Regions from separate parts of the Homo sapiens genome. Here region 2 is linked to region 1. A link is a contact called in ENCODE Hi-C or POLR2A ChIA-PET data. All regions are on one chromosome and are shown on one strand. The core of a region is the stretch at or near the end of the contact, and the rest is flanking DNA. Distances in the headings are between cores, read along the strand shown. Region 1 holds the start of TLR8-AS1 (TLR8 antisense RNA 1). Region 2 holds the start of FANCB (FA complementation group B).

Region 1 (4,813 bases), core at 1,102-3,601:
CCCCGACCCCTTTCCCGCTTTTCTGGAGGTTAAGAACCCTCGAACCCCTTCCCTCCATGTCTCTACTCTCTCTTTTCTCTGGGCTTGCCTCCTTCACTATAGGCAACCTTCCACCCTCCATTCCTCCGTCTCCCTTAGCCTGTGCTCTCAAGAACTTAAAACCTCTTCAACTCACACCTGACCTAAAACCTAAATGCCTTATTTTCTTCTGCAATGCCGCTTGACCCCAATACAAACTTGACAGTGGTTCCAAATAGCCAGAAAATGGCACTTTCAATTTTTCCATTCTACAAGATCTAAATAATTCTTGTCATAAAATGGGCAAATGGTCTGAGGTGCCTGACTTCCAAGCATTGTTTTACACATTGGTCTCTCCCTAGTCTCTGTGCCCAGTGCAACTTGTCCCAAATCTTCCTTCTTTCCCTCCCGCCTGTCCCCTCAGTCCCAACCCCAAGTGTTGCTGAGTCTTTCTAATCTTCCTTTTCTACAGACCCATCTGACCTCTCCCCTCCTCCCCAGGCTGCTCCTTGCCAGGCCGAGCTAGGTCCCAATTCTTCCTCAGCCTCCGCTCCTCCACCCTATAATCTTTTTATCACCTCCCCTCCTCACACCCGGTCTGGTTTACAGTTTCATTCCGTGAGTGGCCCTCCCCGACCTGCCCAGCAATTTCCTCTTAAAAAGGTGGCTGAAGCTAAAGGCATAGTCAAGGTTAATGCTCCTTTTTCTTTATCAGATGTCTCCCAAATCAGTGAGCATTTAGGCTCTTTCATCAAATATGAAAAACCCAGCCCAGTTCATGGCTCGTTCGGCAACAACCCTGAGACGCTTTACAGCCCTAGACCCTAAAAGGTCAAAAGGCCGTCTTATTCTCAATATACATGTTATTACCCAATCCGCTCCTGACATTAAATAAAACTCCAAAAATTAAATTCCGGCCCTCAAACCCCACAACAGGACTTAATTAACCTCGCCTTCAAGGTGTACAATAATAGAGACAGCCAAGTAGCAACATATTTCTGAGTTGCAATTCCTTGCCTCCACTGTGAGACAAACCCCAGCCACATCTCCAGCACACAAGAACTTCCAAACGACTAAACCGCAGTAGCCAGGCATTCCTCCAGAACCGCCTCCCCCAGGAGCTTGCTACAAGTGCCAGAAATCTGGCCACCAGGCCAAGGAATGCCCGCAACCCAGGATTCCTCCTAAGCCGTGTCCCATCTGTGCGGGACCCCACTGGAAATTGGATGGAAATCGGACTGTTCAACTCACCTGGCAGCCACTCCCAGAGACCCTGGAACTCTGGCCCAAGGCTCTCTGACTGACTCCTTCCCAGATCTTCTCGGCTTAGCGGCTGAAGACTGACGCTGCCTGATTGCCTCAGAAGCCCTGTAGACCATCACAGATGCCAAGCTTTAGGTAACTCTCACAGTGGAGGGTAAGTCCGTCCCCTTCTTAATCAATACGGAGGCTACCCACTCCACATTACCTTATTTTCAAGGGCCTGTTTCCCTTGCCTCCATAACTGTTGTGGGTATTGACGGCCAGGCTTCTAAACCTCTTAAAACTCCCCAACTCTGGTGCCAACTTAGACAATACTCTTTTAAGCACTCCTTTTTAGTTATCCCCACCTGCCCAGTTCCCTTATTAGGCCGAGACACTTTAACTAAATTATCTGCTTCCCTGACTATTCCTGGGCTACAGCCACACCTCATTGCCACCTTTTCCCCTAGCTCAAAGCCTCCTTCACATCCTCCCCTTGTATCTCCCCACCTTAACCCACAAGTATAAGACACCTCTACTCCCTCCTTAGCGACCGATCATGCACCCCTTACCATCCCATTAAAACCTCATCACTCTTACCCCGCTCAATGCCAATATCCCATCCCACAGCATGCTTTGAAAGGACTAAAGCCTGTTATCACTCGCCTGCTACAGCATGGCCTTTTAAAGCCTATAAACGCTCCTTACCATTCCCCCATTTTACCTGTCCTAAAACCAGACAAGGCTTACAGGTTAGTTCAGAATCTGCGCCTTATCAACCAAATTGTTTTGCCTATCCACCCCGTGGTGCCAAACCTATATACTCTCCTCAATGCCTCCCTCTACAACCCATTATTCTGTTCTGGATCTCAAACGTGCTTTCTTTACTATTCCTTTGTACCCTTCATCCCAGCCTCTCTTCGCTTTCGCTTAGACTGACCCTGACACCCATTAGGCTCAGGAAATTACCTGGGCTGTACTGCCGCAAGGCTTCACAGGCAGCCCCCATTACTTCAGTCAAGCCCAAATTTCATCCTCGTCTGTTACCTATCTTGGCATAATTTTCATAAAAACACACGTGCTCTCCCTGCTGATCGTGTCCGATTAATCTCCCAAACCTCAATCCCTTACAAAACAACAACTCCTTTCCTTCCTAGGCATGGTTAGTGTGGTCAGAATTCTTACACAAGAGCCAGGACCGCACCCTGTAGCCTTTCTGTCCAGACAACTTGACCTTACTGTTTTAGCCTAGCCCTCATGTCTGTGGGCAGCGGCTGCCGCTGCTTTAATACTTTTAGAGGTCCTAAAAATCAAACTATGCTCAACTCACTCTCTACATTTCTCATAACTTCCAAAATCTATTTTCTTCCTCATACCTGATGCATATACTTTCTGCTCCCCGGCTCCTTCAGCTGTACTCACTCTTTGTTAAGTCCCACAATTACCATTGTTCCTGGCCCAGACTTCAATCCGGCCTCCCACATTATTCCTGATACCACACCTGACCCCCATGACTGTATCTCTCTGATCCACCTGACATTCACCCCATTTCCCCATATTTCCTTCTTTCCTGTTCCTCCCCCGATCACGCTTGATTTATTGATGGCAGTTCCACCAGGCCTAATCGCCACACACCAGCAAAGGCAGGCTATGCTATAGTACAAGCCACTAGCCTGCCTCTTAGAATCTCTCCTCATTTTCTTTCCATTGTGGAAATCTATCATCAAGGAAATAACTTCTCAGTGTTCCGTCTGCTATTCTACTACTCCTCAGGGATTATTCAGGCCCCCTCCCTTCCCTACACATTAAGCTCGAGGATTTGCCCCCACCCAGGACTGGCAAATTAGCTTTACTCAACATGCCCCGAGTCAGATAACTAAAATACCTCTTAGTCTAGGTAGACACTTTCACTGGATAGGTACAGGCCTTTCCTACAGGGTCTGAGAAGGCCACCGCAGTCATTTCTTCCCTTCTGTCAGACATAATTCCTCAGTTTAGCCTTCCCACCTCTATACAGTCTGATAACAGACCAGCCTTTATTAGTCAAATCAGCCAAGCAGTTTTTCAGGCTCTTAGTATTCAAGGAAACCTTTATGTCCCTTACGGTCCTCCGTCTTCAGGAAAAGTAGAACGGACTAAAGGTCTTTTAAAAACACACCTCACCAAGCTCAGCCACCAGCTTAAAAAGGACTGGACAATACTTTTACCACTTTTCCTTCTCAGAAGTCAGACCTGTGCTCAGAATGCTACAGGGTACAGCCCATTTGAGCTCCTGTATAGACGCTCCTTTTTATTAGGCCCCAGTCTCATTCCAGACACCAGACCAACTTAGACTGTGCCCCAAAAAACTTGTCATCCCTACTATCTTCTGTCTAGTCATACTCCTATTCACCGTTCTCAACTACTCATACATGCCCTGCTCTTGTTTACACTGCCGGTTTACACTGTTTCTCCAAGACATCACAGCTGATATCTCCTGGTGCTATCCCCAAACTGCCACTCTAAACTCTTGAAGTAAATAAATAATCTTTACTGGCAAGGCTATGCTGAACCTCCTTAGGCACTCTCTAATTAGATGTCCTAGGTCCTCCCAATTCTTAGTCCTTTAATACCTGTTTTCTCCTTCTCTTATTCCGTTTAGTTTTTCAATTCATACAAAACTGTATCCAGGCCATCACCAATAATTCTAAATGACAAATGTTTCTTCTAACAACCCCACAATATCACCCCTTACCACAAAAACTTCCTTCAGCTTAATCTCTCCCACTCTAGGTTCCCACGCCGCCCCTAATCCCGCTCGAAGCAGCCCTGAGAAACATCGTCCATTATCTCTCCACACCACCCCCCAAAATTTTCACCGTCCCAACACTTTACCACTATTTCGTTTTATTTTTCTTATTAATATAAGAAGACAGGAATGTCAGGCCTCTGAGCTCAAGCTAAGCCATCATATCCCCTGTGACCTGCACGTACACATCCAGATGGCCGGTTCCTGCCTTAACTGATGACATTCCACCACGAAAGAAGTGAAAATGACCTGTTCGTGCCTTAACTGATGACATTGTCTTGTGAAATTCCTTCTCCTGGCTCATCCTGGCTCAAAAGCTCCCCCACTGAGTACATTGTGACCCCCACTCCTGCCCGCCAGAGAACAGCCCCCTTTGACTGTAATTTTCCTTTATCTACCCAAATCCTATAAAACAGCCCCACCTTTATCTCCCTTGGCTGACTCTCTTTTCGGACTCAGCCCGCCTGCACCCAGGTGAAATAAACAGCCTTGTTGCTAACACAAAGCCTGTTTGGTGGTCTCTTCACACGGATGTGCATGAAACCAATGAAAAAAAGACCAAAACAACAACCAAAACAGAAACAAAGAACAACAAAAAACAGCTAAGCAAAGCAAACAATGCCACAATTTATAGGTTGGTGCAAAAGTAATTGTGCTTTTTGCCATTAAAAAGAATGCAAAACCGCAATTACTTTTGCACCAACCTAATATATGATTACCAAGCGCTCTAATGGTAAGGATAAATTAAAACCAGCTGATTGTTAA
Region 2 (4,813 bases), core at 896-3,395, 1.9 Mb after region 1:
ATAATTTTATGAAGATAATAATGATAGATGTTGTTTTTCCAAGACATATGACATTGTTAACCAAAGTAAATTAACTTTCCTACAAAATAGGGCCACTGTTAAAAGTTTTTTTCTCCCTACATAAGTTATTTATTGGGTCCTATACAGAATTGATCTCACCTTTTTCAACATTATCTAATATGCCTGAAATGTGAGTAAATGCGGGAGAATCGTGATCAACTAAATTAGAGGATTTGGGAAGATTACGCTAAAGAAGATTTTTATGTCATATTAAGGACTTATAAATTTCTCATATAAGTAATGATAACCCACTGAAAGACTTCAAAAACAGAAATCACAGGACTGTACTTTTGAGTTATGAAGATCCTGGTGACAGTGTTAAAGGTGTGAGTGAGATCAGACTGGAAAAAGAGCTAACAATTAGAAGAAAATTATGAGTACTTAAATAAAAGGGAGAGATGACTCTGAAGGTAATTTGGCAGTCAACTGAAATGCATATACCCAGTAGTTTCATTTGTAGATATAAACCCAGAGACATAATCCCACATATGAATGAATACATTGCTCTAGAAGCTCACTGTGCTGATATTTGCAATATAAAAAAAGTAAAAACCTCAATGAACACCAATAGGGGAATGAGTATAGATGGACTATCAAACAAGAGTTAAAAGGAATGAATTAGATCTATCTATCTATATATGTGTGTGTGTGTGTGTGTATATATATATATAATCATGGTTAAATTTCAAAAATAAAATGAATTAAAAATTAAGTTGCAGACAAATGTACACTGCAGCATATTATTTATGTAAAACAAATAAAACAGCATTATATATGTTCTATTTACCTACAATGACTACAGTCCCTGAGTGCTTTCTCAAGAAATAGTGCCATGTACTATTTTTTTTTTTTTTCCTGAAGAAACAGTGCCAGGTACTGCTCTAAGCACTTTGGATTAACTCGTTTCTTCCTCACAACATCCTTATGACATAGGCACTGTTACTATCCCATTTTATAGATGGAGAAACTGAGGCAAGGAGTTTCAGGATCTTCTCAAAGGCTTGCAGATAAGAAGTGACAGAGCCAGGATTCAAACCCAGGCAGTATGATCCAAAATAAAAAAATGTAAAACTGTAAACATTTCATGCCAAATTCTGAATGCTGTTGATTCTGGACAAGGAAGTGTCCAGGATAGGTGAGTAGAGGTAGAAGGAGACTTTAGTTATATCTGAAATATCTTTTAAGGATGTAGTCAAACAACGTTTAAACAATGTGTTCATTTTTTCCCATAAAAAATGTAAATATATTTAAAAGTCTAGGACAAAAGATGCTAACATGCCATTCTGTCATGGATGACTACGGTTGATGGAAATATGGGGGACTATTCTTACAACTTGTTTGTAGTTTTCAGTATCTTTCAACTTTAAAAAAGGCAATATTGTATGCGCAACTATTTTCTTTCAATTGTTTTTAACTGACGAATAAAATTTGTTCCAGTCCCTTTAAATCTAAATCTTTCTCAACCTTGACACTATTGACATTTTGGGCTGGATAACTGTTGTGAATTTTCATGTACACTGGAGGATGTTTGGCAGCTTCCCTGGTCTCTATCCACTAGTAGCCAGTGAGCATCTCTTTTGCCCCCGGCCCCTAGCAGTGGTGACTAAAAATGTCTCCAGAGGTTGCCAAAGGTCCCCTGGGTGGTAAAACCGCCCCCCCCACACACACCCCCCCACCCCCCCGGCTGAACACAACTACCTTAATAAGCCGAAACACGCTTTTTTTAACTTTATATAATTATTTGAGATTAAAGATTTCAGAGATATTTTGCTCATTAAGCATCTCACACTCCAAGTTGGAAGGATACTGAAGGGATGAAAAAAACTTCAAGCGAATGTAGCACTTAAAATCCAATTATCATTGCAAGGAATGACAGACCCAGGTCTCGGGATGCCCGCTTCCTTCCCTCTCTCCCGCAATGCGGGGACAAGGGGAGGAAATCCAGCCCCATCGCCCCCTCTGCGAAGTCCTGGGAAGGGAAGACTCGCCAGCCCCATCCTACCTCAACGCAGCGGCAACATACCGGAGGCCCCACGTCGATACGGTATCCATCTGCTCCAAACCTCCCGCCAGCGCGCTGCATCCTGGGAGGCCGGGCGGAGGCTGCGTCGAACGCAGAGGAGGCGGAGCCTAGAAGCCAGCCAGGAGAGGTGGCCAAGGGAGGCTGAGGAGGCGGGGCCCTGGGGAGTGTTGTGAAAGCAGAGAGCCCGCGAGCTCTCTAGGGCGGAGCTCCGCGGGGGAAGCGCCGGCGATCTCGCGGCTGGCGGGGGCGGGACCGCAGTGCGGGGGATGTCGCGGGGCGAGGCCAGACGAGAATCGAATGGGACCTAGGCTGAGGGCCTGGTCCCGCCTCCAGACCCAGGCGTCCGCATTGGATTGGGCGGTGCGGCGGCGCTTCTGTCCGCCTTCCGGTGTCACGCGACCGCCTCCCCCTCCCACCCTTCTCTGTCTACCTCTGGGCGGGACTGCCGGGTGATGAGATACTCGGTCGGCGACGGTAGAACGGGCGACGGCGACAACCGCAATCACATCCACGACGGTGATCATGGCAGAGGTGAGGAGCCTATTGCACCGCCGCTGGCCCCCCGGACCCGGAAGCCGCCTCTGAGGCCCGGGGACCGAGCGCCCGTGTGCAGGTGGGCTGGGTTGAGGGTAAGCGGGTTGATGCAAGTAGTATCTAAGGTCCCATCGTGTCTCCCATCCAGAATCACGCCCAGAATAAAGCCAAGCTCATCTCTGAGACCCGGAGGAGGTTCGAAGCTGAGTATGTGACAGGTGGGTACTCTGTTCCAGGTATTAAGAAAGGTGTGCAGTGAGCATCCCCAACTTTGCTGGAGTGTTTGTGAGTGTATTTGTGGGAGGTGTTAGGGACCCTTTCGACCCTCACAGGAATGATGCTGGGCACGTCTCAAAGGTTTTCCTCTCCATGACAAGCCGTGTGCACTGCTTCAAATGGTCAAGTGGTGTGTCCCATGCTCCCTTTAAAGGGTTAATGTAAGTTGGAAATCGGTTAAGTTTTTAGCATGCCCTCGTGTTTATGGAACTTGCAGGATACTTGTTAGGCCCACAACACGGGTGACATTGTCCAGTCCACGGTTCCACTGCTGGCCTTTCACCAGCAACACTAGCGAAAATGTACCTGGAAACTGCCATAATACTATTGATGTGTACTTAATTGGGTATACAAATTCCTTGGATATTTTGTTTGATTTGGCTTTCATACAACCCAGCATGCTACCCACAAAATAGGCCCTCCAATGCTGGAACAAGTTCTTATCCCAAACTGTATCTTGCAAAGTACCTATGAGTCCAGAATTGATTTATTGGTTGAACATTCTGTGTCCAGATGTCACAGATACTTGAGTTGTCAGGTACTTAACTGAATATTTAATGCTTGTACAGTAATTTTGTAAAACATACGGAATAACTTATTGTAAATATGGAATTAAATAAGGATTTATATGTTGCCTACCTTAAGATTGATTGTAATCCTAACCCTGCCACTACATAGCTTACTTGTCTATTCTGAGCCCGTTTTCATATCTGTGAAGTGCAAATAATAAAGTTAGTAGGATTAAATTTTTTAAAAAAACATAAACCATCTAGCATGTCTTAAAATATAGTGGATTCTCAGTGAATATTTTGCCTCAGTTGTCATTTTGGTTACTGTGAAAGGAGTTAAGCTTCTACATCTTGACTAGTACTCAGCAGAGGTTCCCTGCAACTTTAAACCATCCTAGATTATACATCAGTTGATGACATAGAACAAATATGGAAATCGGTTTCAAATACTTGTCAGTAAATCTTTTCATACCTCCTTGCCAATTTTCTTCACACCCCAAACTTTGTTCCAGAGAGTTGCAAAAGCACTTGATTCACTTTTCACCCAGAGTTCCCATTTCTAATAATATAGCTGGTTCCAATAAAGAGATCCTTCTTCAATTGCTTTCTACAGAAATGTAACTATTATAGCTGTTAATACATGGTTTATAATATTTTAAGAAGTAACTCAGAATTCGACCTAATGAGCTAGTAACACCCCAATAGTCATTTATTTATGCCCAAGGGAGGAAGCAGAATACAGGCAGAAATTAGGCAATAAACAAGATCTTAAAGGTCATCTTGGGGCAACCTCCTCATTTTTAAAATGAAGAAAGTGAGGTCTAGAGAGATTAAGAGATTTGCTCAAAATCCCTGATGTTATTGGCTAGGCCAGGACTAGTGCTCATGTCTTCTGATTTTCACTACAGTAATCTTTTGGCAATACCATGATGTCAAGTTAGATCATGTCACTCTCCAGCTTGAAACCCTTCAGTGCCTTTCCAACTGCGTTTAGAATAAAATCCCAATTCTTTATGGTGGCCTGTAATTCAAGGCCATGTGTGATCTGGCTCTTGCCAGCCCCCACCCGCCATCCTCATCTGTTACTACTCTGCTTGCTTAGTGCAGATTTGACCACCGTTCAAAGTAAGATACGTGTTATATGTTGCAACCCAGGACAAACGTGCACACTCACATAACTGAAGCAAAATTTCATTAAAGAATACTTCTGAAAACATGTGACTCTCGATGTATTTTTTTCTATTTGACTTCCTTTTAAAAAATGAAATTACCCACAAACTTAACATCACAATTTAAAATGTGACCCCCAGTTGAAAAACCACGACTAGCCACACTGCCTTGTGTTCCTCAAACAGAATGGGGCTGTTTCAATTTCGGACTTTTCCACTTCTCTTTGCCTGGGAAGATTTTA

Evidence for each region. Hi-C counts contacts between places; a loop is a spot of excess contacts on that map. ChIA-PET counts read pairs that join two places held with the same protein, here RNA polymerase II (POLR2A). Pooled maps may share reads with other maps.
Region 2: a loop to region 1 is called in a pooled map, with 2.6 times the contacts of the local background. The contact joins the promoter of FANCB here to the promoter of TLR8-AS1 in region 1. A Hi-C loop is called at or near these places in 1 of 168 maps with a recorded cell type or tissue (endothelial cell of umbilical vein) and 10 of 50 pooled maps. POLR2A ChIA-PET finds 5 or more read pairs at or near these places in 1 of 52 experiments (T-cell).

The regions. Positions count from the first base shown.
Region 1 is chrX:12,940,949-12,945,761 of GRCh38, forward strand. TLR8-AS1 (TLR8 antisense RNA 1) reads right to left here and starts at 2,352. Exons shown (of 5, transcript NR_030727.1): 1 at 2,230-2,352; 2 at 1,270-1,386.
Region 2 is chrX:14,870,924-14,875,736 of GRCh38, forward strand. It overlaps FANCB (FA complementation group B), which reads right to left and starts at 2,146. Exons shown (of 10, transcript NM_001018113.3): 1 at 2,063-2,146. It overlaps MOSPD2 (motile sperm domain containing 2), which reads left to right and starts at 2,498. Exons shown (of 15, transcript NM_152581.4): 1 at 2,498-2,614; 2 at 2,766-2,835. The coding sequence starts at 2,606. RefSeq lists a silencer at 2,236-2,465.